2 separate regions of the Homo sapiens genome follow, and region 2 is linked to region 1. Evidence: chromatin loops called from intact Hi-C (ENCODE). Cell type or tissue: heart right ventricle. All regions are shown on one strand. Region 1 overlaps PDE1C (phosphodiesterase 1C). Region 2 overlaps PDE1C (phosphodiesterase 1C).

Region 1 (5,000 bases):
AAACCTTCTATTTAAAAATGCCTTCACAGGGAGCCTTGTATTATTTCATAGATGGACCATGTGACGTTATTTTGTTTAAAAATATAAATGGATACTTAAGAGACTTTGCAAAGTATTTACCAAATCACAGCAACCCAGTCCTCTGAAGTAGTGATCCTAAGTGATGACAATTAAGATTCTTTCCAGGTTGCTACCAAAATTTAAATGTCTAAATTCAAGGAAAATTTTCAAAATAATGCAGTTCTTTATTTGCGCACAATGATTTAATCATCTAATAGCTGTGTTTTGCTGATTTTTCAAACTTGTTCATAGGTCAGACCACTAGAATCGAACACAAAGAGCAATGTTAAAATAAAACCTAAAATAGCATGTCATATTTACAGTAAACCCAACTAAAAATCATCAGTAAAAGTAGCTGCCAATGTAAAGGTGTTTGGATTTTTTTTTTCCTTTAGACTTACCAATTGGGGTGGAGGTAAGCGGAGGAAACATAACATTTGGAAAAAAGCTATGATATCGAATTTCCTTAAATTAGAAACCAAGTGTGTCAGCAAAATAATAATAATAGTAAACCATACAAATCTTAGATTACTGTGAAATACTTTCAGATTGGAATTTGGCAAATAAAAGACATCACAAATACTGACAGAGAAGCCTGTCTAAATTAGGGGGAAAAAAAACCACACCTTTCGTATTCAACATTTCAACATTTTTCAAAAGAAATGCAATTTTATAACTTTCAAACGTATGTAGTAACTGAAACCGCTTTAATACGTTTAGATAATTCAAGTGGAATAAACCTGCTAAGTAAATCAGCGACATACGTAAGACTGAAGAGGGAATGCTGGGTGCTTAAGAGAACACATGCTTCTCGATCACTTCAGGAGCCTCCATTTACTAATGGACATTATGAATTAAAACATAAACTCAATTTTTAGACTAACACTAAAAACATACAATAATTACAATGGAGCTCTATATCTGATTTTTAAAATCTTAGTGGATTTTTAAAAATTCGTTTTTCTCCTCTTTCATGATCTCACTTCCTTGTCATGGCGGCCATATGAGATTTGTTCTATTAGCTCCTTTTATAGATGAGGCGGTACAGAGAGTAAGTGACTTGTCCAAATCTATCCTCTTTGTTTGTGGAAACTAAAACTCAAAGATGAGTAATTTGAATGTCACCCCATTCCTGGCATGGGGGACAATTTCAGAAAAGCCATTTAAGAGAAAATTTACTATCACTATACTAATCTCTTTTGTTATTTTTAGCTTACCTTGTTTCATCAATATACACAGATTCAAGCACTGTGGCTGCATATTCCAAATTCTTCTTAAGATCTACCACTGAAGCTTCCCCTCTCTCTAATTGTTTGACCAAAGACCGTAATCTAGAAAAATAAAAAGACATAATTTCATTAGAATAGAGGAAACAAAGAATAATCCTACAACTATGGTGATACATTTTACAGTCATCGAATATTCTCACTTATTCTGATACATCTGAAAGGAAAATAATTATGGGACCAAAGGAGCAGGTAATAAAATAAATGTATACATTTTTGCCATTGTGAAGTAAGAAGAAAAAATTTCTCTCCAACCAGGCACTGACCATACTTTCTAGCTAGCTTTTATCTTTATGAATCCTAAATTATCAATGATTTTGCTTTTTCTCAAATTTTCATCTTTTTTGTTCTATGTGGATGTAGTAAAGCCTGACCAGCAGCAAAATCACCAAATACCTCTTGAGATTCTGCTCTGTTGAAGGCACTTGGTCCAGCAGTGGCCCCAGATAATGGCAGCCCCATGACCCAGGCATGTCCCAAGACAGATGAAAACATATAAACCACTGAGAACCACAAGAGGGCTACAGAAGGAATAGATGAAAGTAAATTGTTTTACTGGACAGAAAAAATCACTCTGAGAGGAGATAAATACCCTAGTTAAAAAAGAAAAGAAAATATGAGGATTGATTTTAAACCGAGGAATTCCAGACTATACAAGAGAAGCAATAAAACATGTTTTTTCTGTTATTTATATGAACATTATCTGCACAGAGGACTTAGTATTCATGAGAACAATAAAATGACTACAGATGATCAACATGCGGTAACTGAGAATACTGTAAATACCACAGAGATTTGGAGATTGGGCAACTCTTCAGGCTGTTTGATAACCAGCAATGAAAAGAGTAGAGACTTTGAAGACGAACTGGGGTTTGAAGCTCACTTCATAACTTATTAGCTGTGCAACCCTAGGTAAGTTATGTAACATCTTTGAGTGTTATCTTAATGAAGAGCAAAGTATGAAATTTCTAAAGTTGACCTAAAGATTAAATGAAATTGATATAGAGTATGTGACTCGGTTGTTCTTTGAAAAGGCAATCGTTATAGCTATTGTCATTATTCAATGACTTTGATCACCACAGATAACCAAATGAGAAAAATTCTAGCAAGATATTTAAAATGATTGTCAAATCTCCACTTCCCGTTGGTATACGCAATCTGTTCTCACCTTCCTGACATCAAAATATCCTCAAATAGGTTGCCTTCATGGCAAGGTATAGACTACTCCCTTCCTGATTTGCATGAAAATGACCCACAATAAAGAATGAGAAAAAATCTTGGATCAACCTTAAAAAGTAAGCAAGAGGGTCAACCATAAAATAATTTCCAGGAGTTTCAATGATATAAAATACAAATAACATTAGATTCAGGTAGTATCTACCTGAATTACGAATCTGCAATATATCAAACGGAAATATGCAAAGGAAATCAGCAGAGGCCCCTGCAGGCTTGGAGGTGAAGGTCAGCCTTGGCAATGCCATTAGCAGCACTGGGAAGAGTTCTGAATTTCAGAGGCAGCACGAGACAGGGAGTTGGCAGGGAAGGGCATGCCAGTCACTCACACAGAAGGATAGCCAGCCTGCCAAAGAATGGGGAGACAGCAGCAGGGAGCTCTGACTGCTGCTCCAAATAAGGATTGGAAGCTCTTTAGCAAAACACATTCCTGGCTAAGTCTGCCTCCAGTTCTGATTCTCACCTCAAGGTGCCCAGCTATCCCCTAGGCTGTTTGGACTCCCAAACGAAAAAATGAGAGTAAAATTAAACTTTTCAAAGTTTAGTCTCAAAAATGAAAGTAAAATTAGACTTTTTAAAGTTTACTCTCAAACATAAGAGTAAAATTAAACTTCTTAAAAATGCCTCTCTCCATTTGGGGCTTACAGGTTCTATCAGGAACTGACATGTAACTCTAGTAGAATCCATCTCAATTCTAGAACCTAAGAGGAAATGACAAAAACCAAGAAAATGATGAGAAAAATTATAAGAGTAATAGAAGTAAAAGCCAGAAGATCCTATCTACCTATAATAGAACTTCCCTAGGAAATAAACAACAGAAGCAGCTTTAATTGAATAAGTTTTCCTAGGCTAAAGTAAAACCTGTATAAGCAGATGAAAAGGGATCAAATACAATTTTTTAAAAGTAAATGAAAACATCAAATGTATGCTACTGTAATTTTTGATTTCAAAGAATAAAGAAACAAACTTGAAAATCTTTGAGAAAATGAAATATAATACTTACAAAGTAACAAAAAATTGTCCTGGCCATCTACTTCTATCATGTCAAACATCAAAAAGCAATTTAATAACAGTACCAATTTTTGAGAATAATATGGGAAACTTCAAGACATTTATATCTACATCTACAGAGTTACCAAGTACATAAGAAGCCAATAAATACATTCTCAGGTGTCAACAACTTCAAAATTTATCATTCATATCCTTTCCAGAAAACAAAACAAAAACAAAAACTTTAAGCACAGTGGTCTTCCAAGGGAGTGAATTCGTGAGTCTCCAGTTAAATGGATTGTTGATTCATGACCTAGATTTAACTAACTCAAACTGTACCAAATGGACAAGTAATTTAAAAAGATTCTGGAAAGAAGAGACAGATAAAATAAAATGCTGATAATACAAGGACAACTAAACATGAAAATGAGCTGACACGTCTCCTTTTACTAGGACAATCTCCTATTTCTCATACAAACACTTCCTCTCCCACTTTTACAAACTAAAAGCTAATTCTCATCAGTTGAAAAATAATTGGAATTATTAAGGACATTATATGGACTATGGATGTATAGCCACTAATTTTTAACAATTCCCACTCCTGGGAAAGCACAGTATTGAGAGAATCAAGTCATGAAGGGGCCTCATATCACCTTGTGATCAGGGGGCTGGGACCCCAGGGCCAGAAGAGGAGTGGGGCCTTCAGGGAAAGCTTCACTTAGAATCTCACTCAGCTGTTCCAATGAGTAGCACTGAAATCGGCTCCATCAGGGAGACCCAGGCTTTGTGCCACAATTAGCAGAAAATCAGCCATTCAGAGGCTTCTCCCTGATGTAGTCACCAGTGGTGCCAGGCAGACATTAGGCAGTCACATTTATGCATTCAGTGTGAAGTTCTGACCCAACAGGAAGCTGTAAATAGAAAGCAAAACCCTAGCCAAGTGGTTTCAACAGATCCAGAGAGGAAATGACACAGAAATAATGCACCTTTTGGATGCGTGGGAGGCACTAGAAATTTATATGTAACCCTGTCTTTCCAGCTTATGAGATGAGCAGAAGATTCAATCAACTTCCTGGCAGACAGTGAGGGAACCTAGAACAACCCGTCACTCTGTTTATGGAAGAACACCCAGCTGACATTCACCTTTCTTTACTCAAGGATGATGAAACAGAAAAAAAATTCATGAAGAGATGCAGCAATAAAGACAGAAGAAAATACAGCATTCAAAATGTGAAAGGATTCACTTTTGAAAAAAAAAATCACTAATGGAAACAGAAGTGAATTTTAGGGAGCATCTGCTGTGTGTTCAATACAATTCAAAAAAAACCCATAGATCTCTGAAACAAAGGTAAAAGCCCAAATCAACACAATAAGAAGTTTCTTTAAAAAGAAAAAAACATGACAATAGAAAGACTACAAGAACTTATTGTT
Region 2 (5,000 bases), 100 kb after region 1:
CTACAGGGCAGCATTCCTTCTGGAGGCTCTAGGAGAGAATCAGTTTCCTTGCCTTTTCAATCTTCTGGAGACCACCCACCTTCCTGGGCTTGTGGCCCCTTCTTCCATTCTAAAGCCAGTCAGTAGGGCATCTTCAAATCTCTCTTGGTCTCTGGCTCTCCTGCCTCTCACTTATAAGCAGCCCTGCGATGATGGTGGGCCCACCCAGATGATCCAGGATGACCTTCCTATCTCAAGACCCTTAACTCAATCACACATGCAAAGTCCCTTCTGCCACATCAGGCAGCATTTATAGATTTCAGGGATTAGGATGTGGACAACTGTGGAGAGCCATCATTTCACTTACCATATTGACTCTTAAGGCTATGACTCTTAAAGTCTTTTCTCCTAATCTATAAACCCATCAAGAATATTTAAGTTATTCTTGTAACTACACACTACCTTGTTAACTCAATCTTATTATAATAAGCTATGTCAGGCTATAGTCAAGAATATTACCATTATAATATTACCTATATAAATCTGGGGATGTGAAGCATAGAAAAGAATTTTTAAATCTCAAGTTTTGCATTTGTGTACTTATATACCTACCAATTTATAGAGTTTGAAATTTTATAGAATTTGAGGTTTGGTAGATAAGGTCGTAAATAAAGTTTGACGATTTATATCACATCTTCACTTAACATATCACTTCATATATTTTAATTATTAAAATGTGTGTTAATGAAATTTCAACTGTAATTAATCTCCTTTCTACTGAAATGGTTCAATAGATCCATGAGCCTAAACAAATCTCCCTGGATTTTCATCATTAATATTTTTACTCTTTAAGAATAAAGAATTTATGAATTATGATCTACAGTTTATCCCACTATTTCAAATGACAAAATCTTGTCACTGCTTTAGCTTTAAAAGTATGTCTTCCCACTTTTAAAGCACTTTTTCTAGACAGCCATACCTACTTTCTTCACTTAAGTAGTTGACACTTATATAACACTACACACATATAGTTGTATGTGTCAACACACATGAAAGAGGAAATAACAGAGAAAGTGTTAATCTGCCTATATCTTTGAATATTATCAAAGCAATTTAGAAAGCTTTATAACTGAAAGTTAAATATGAGAAAGAAAAAAGACAGTTTCATATCTTACAGACGAAGTTAAATAGAACATTCTCTGAGCATGGTTTACATGTGAGACTTTGTTCTAGGTGCTGTATGCCAACACTATTCCCAAATATATATTTTTTCAGTGCCTTCAAAAGAGGCTGTTATGCTACCTTAGATAACCCCCCTTCTAATCTGCATGATGCAATTCACTGCTATCTGCATGATATTCCACTTGAAGTGCACAGTAGAGCACTGTGCTTTCCATCAGCAAATATCTAGAGTTATGTGGGCATGAAATGTCTCCTCCAAGGAGTCAACAGCGACCCAGGAATCGTTCTCAACTGCACCCCTGAGCTGGCAGCCATCCAGTCGAGGTTCCCTAGACAGGCAGTGTTGTCACTGATGTTACACCAAGGGGCCTGTGTTTCAGATGTTTCTCTTTCTCAACAAGCACATCGGTGTGAACTCGAAAGAATGAAAAATAGTTCCATGTGATATTCATCCAGTTGTTTTGTTCTGTAAGTAGCAATGGTTAAGTTACAAACCATGAATTTAATGCCAAACTCCTGTGCTCAGGTAGGCATGACAGTAAACTCTCAATAGCCTATAAAAAGGAAGATGAAAGGATAAAGGTAAATCCAATTTACACAAGAATCAATACTGTCATCAACAACACTAATAGGGAAGGTTCTATGATTTTTTTAATTTCCTCTTTTTTTTTAGCATAAAAACAGAAGTTAATGGGTCCCTCTCAGTTTGGGAAAATCTGAGTGACAAGCCAAAACCAATAGGTTTTGAAAGGGGCCTGTGAATAAAACGCAAAAAGTGCCTAATTGGAGTCAAGAACCAACTCACTATAACAATTGTAGAATCTAGATGGCAAGTGTAGGTGTTCATTATACTAATCTTTTGAACTTGCCCACATGTTTGAAAAAAAATCAAAATCAAAAGTTGGAAATAAAAAAGTAAAATAGAAAAAGAAACAATTCATAAGATATTGTTGAACCCCATGGGCTTTGAGAAATTTGCATAAACTTGAGGCATATTCAGGCTGACCAGTTAGCTCCTCTCTCCATATACAGCTCCATGCCAAAAAAATTATATAAAATCTACTATCTGAGAAAATGGGAATCCACATTGCTTCATAGCTCTTCTGAATGAACAAAATGCAACTGGTACAGACTTAAAATCGTTAGGGAAATTTCCTTTTGCAGATCATGTCATACTGACATGTACTAGAATAGCAATTAAAATATTCTAAACCCATCCCCCTCTCCATGTAACTATCCTTGTCATACTCTCTTGAAGTCAGAGTACAAATTGCTCCAGGGCTAAGTGATGACAGAAACATCTCCCAATTACTCCTGGTTACACAGACTCAAAGATGGGAACAATGAAGTTCTAATGCCTACACACTCCTTAGTGAACTCAAATTTCCTAAGACAATGAATGATCAAAGTAGAGTCTTATGAAAGCTTCTACATAAAAGACAGGAAATGAGACCCAAATCAGGAGAGTTGGGGAAGCTCAGGAGGAGGGAGATACATATCCAGCCCTCATTTAAGATCAATTCATGGATGACTCCCTAAAACACCACAGAAAATCTGACACAATAGCAAATGCACTGAATGATGCATGCCATTCACTATCACAACTGAGAACTCCAAACATTTCGTTGATATTAGAAAGTGAAACAAATGTTCCTGCAAAAGTCAAATGAGAATCAAAAGCACCATGTTTGCACTGCAGCCTGGGTGACAGAGCAAGACCCTGCCTCTAAAAAAAATAATAATTTTTTTTAAAAAATCACCATGGTTTACAGGGAAGGATACTGCCGTGGCTGCACAGACCTTTAGTGTCTCAAAGCATTGTGCAAATACCTGTGTATTTCTTTCATGCAACATGAGCATTAACTTGCAAATTTTAAAACCCTCTGATTTATCATTCCACCACTTCACTTATTTGTAAAACCAACTAAAAAAGTATTAAGAATTTCAAGACGGCAACATGAGAGCATCAGATCACATGCAGGGGCTCTTCTGAGCTCGGGCTGTTGAATCCAGGCCTGACCATATGAACTGGCAGAGTGAAGGAGAGATGTGGGGTGGAGTAGGTCAAAGATGCTGCAGGCTGCCCAAATGAAGGAATGTGGGAGGAGAAAGGGAGCAAAAGGGCTGGAAAATAAAGGGGTGTGAGGCACGTTCAAAAGAGCAGGAGGAGGAAGAGTACCTGAAGGCGGTATGATAGAGGTGGAGAGGAAAGGGCTAGATCAGGGGTCCGCAAACCCAAGGCCACAGACTGGTAGCAGTCAATGGCCTGTTAGGAACCAGACAGCAGGAGGTGAGCAGCTGGCAAGCGAGCAAGACAGCCTGTGCTCTGGCTCCTGTCAGATCAACTGAGGCATTAGATTCTCATAGTAGCACGAACCCTACTGTGAATTGTGCACATGAGGGATCTAGATTGCACACTCCTTATGAGATTCTAATGCCTGATGATCTGAGGTAGGACAGTTTCATCCTAAAACCATCCCCCTGCCATCCGTGGCAAAATTGTCTTCCACAAAATGGGTCCCTGGTGCCAAAAAGTTGGAGACTGCTGGGCTAGATCATCTGGATGCAGTTCACCACCCACAGTGCCTCAAAGTCGCTCCTTGTTTTCTCTTTCCCTGGGATCCTCTCACCACACGCCCAACAAAGGTATCACTCTTTCATGCTTGAAGGGCCATGGTCCCCTTTTTATGTTTTTTGAACAAGGAGACCCAAATTTTCACTGCGTGCACACTGGGCTCTGCAAATTACATAAGTGGTTTTGCCTAGAAGATTTAGAAGATCACCAGTCTAGATAGAGAATTCTAGAAAATAATTCCTGAGGAAGGTCCCCTTTGATGGAGTAATCTTTTAAAAATTTATTCTGTTTGCAGATTGTCTGTTACCTCAGTTAACAAAAACATTGACTGTTAAATTAAATGTTGACACAAATGATCTTGCCATGTGGAACCATAACCTCCTTTTCCTCTGTAAGAATTCCAGCAAACTAACAAATTGGAATCTGAAAGCCCCAGGTTGGAAATCTAGGAAGATGACAGAAAACATCGTCCTTCAGAGTAGCAATTCCTGAAACCTCCTACCCTAGGTCCATGCCTTAGCTACTCTGAAGGAAACACGACCTTTCCTCAAAGTAAAAGAGAGCAAAATGTAAGGAAATAATTATAAAAATTGACGCCTAAAGAACAAACCCTGGGAATCTGCTATCCAGACACCATCAAGCCATGAGTGAGTGCATACCATGAAAGGTTTATCAGCGCACGGACAAGGGCCAAGAGTAGACTAGTAAGCAGTACCATAGCAGTCATGAAATAAGACCAGATCATCATAGGGAAGGCATGGAGTTTTCTTACAATTCTTTGCTCAGAGCTCTATAAAAGCACTAAAGGGGTCTACATTTTTTTAAATAGTAGGGCTATTTATATAATCTGTTAAATTATATTTATGATTGGCCCCCAAAAAGTGGCTTTCCAGGAACCTTGAGAAATCTTTTTATCTCCAAGAAAAAAGAGAATTGAACTTTAATACGTTTTTTATTATTTATTTATTTTGTTATTATACTTTAAGTTCTAGGGAACATGTGCACAACATGCAGGTTTGATACATAGCTATACATGTGCCATGTTGGTTTCCTGCACCCATCAACTCGTCATTTACATTAGGTATTTCTCCTAATGCTATCCCTCCCCCAACCCCCAGCCCCCGACAGGTCCCAGTGTGTGATGTTCCCCGCCCTGTGTCTAAGTGTTCTTATTGTTCAGTTCCCACCTATGAGTGAGAACATGTGGTGGTTGGTTTTCTGTCCTTGTGATAGTTTGCCGAGAATGATGGTTTCCAGCTTCATC

Evidence for each region. Hi-C counts contacts between places; a loop is a spot of excess contacts. Peaks named below come from ENCODE experiments on the same cell type or tissue, not always from the same donor. Only the 100,000 strongest peaks of a DNase experiment are listed, where the experiment ranks them.
Region 2: it touches region 1 in a loop (7-fold over the local background); 1 of 110 quality-filtered maps calls a loop at or near these places.

The regions. Positions count from the first base shown.
Region 1 is chr7:31,879,470-31,884,469 of GRCh38, forward strand. PDE1C (phosphodiesterase 1C) reads right to left here. Exons shown (of 18, transcript NM_001191057.4): 3 at 1,278-1,391. Among named protein-coding and RNA genes, the nearest start is that of PDE1C, 190 kb to the right of the region's middle. In heart right ventricle, a CTCF peak has its summit at 2,794; a DNase peak (open chromatin) is centred at 2,882; H3K27ac peaks cover 4,241 bases.
Region 2 is chr7:31,980,727-31,985,726 of GRCh38, forward strand. All of the region lies in intron 2 of PDE1C (phosphodiesterase 1C), which reads right to left. Among named protein-coding and RNA genes, the nearest start is that of PDE1C, 87 kb to the right of the region's middle. In heart right ventricle, no CTCF peak of the experiment used is centred here; no DNase peak of the experiment used is centred here; H3K27ac peaks cover 2,649 bases.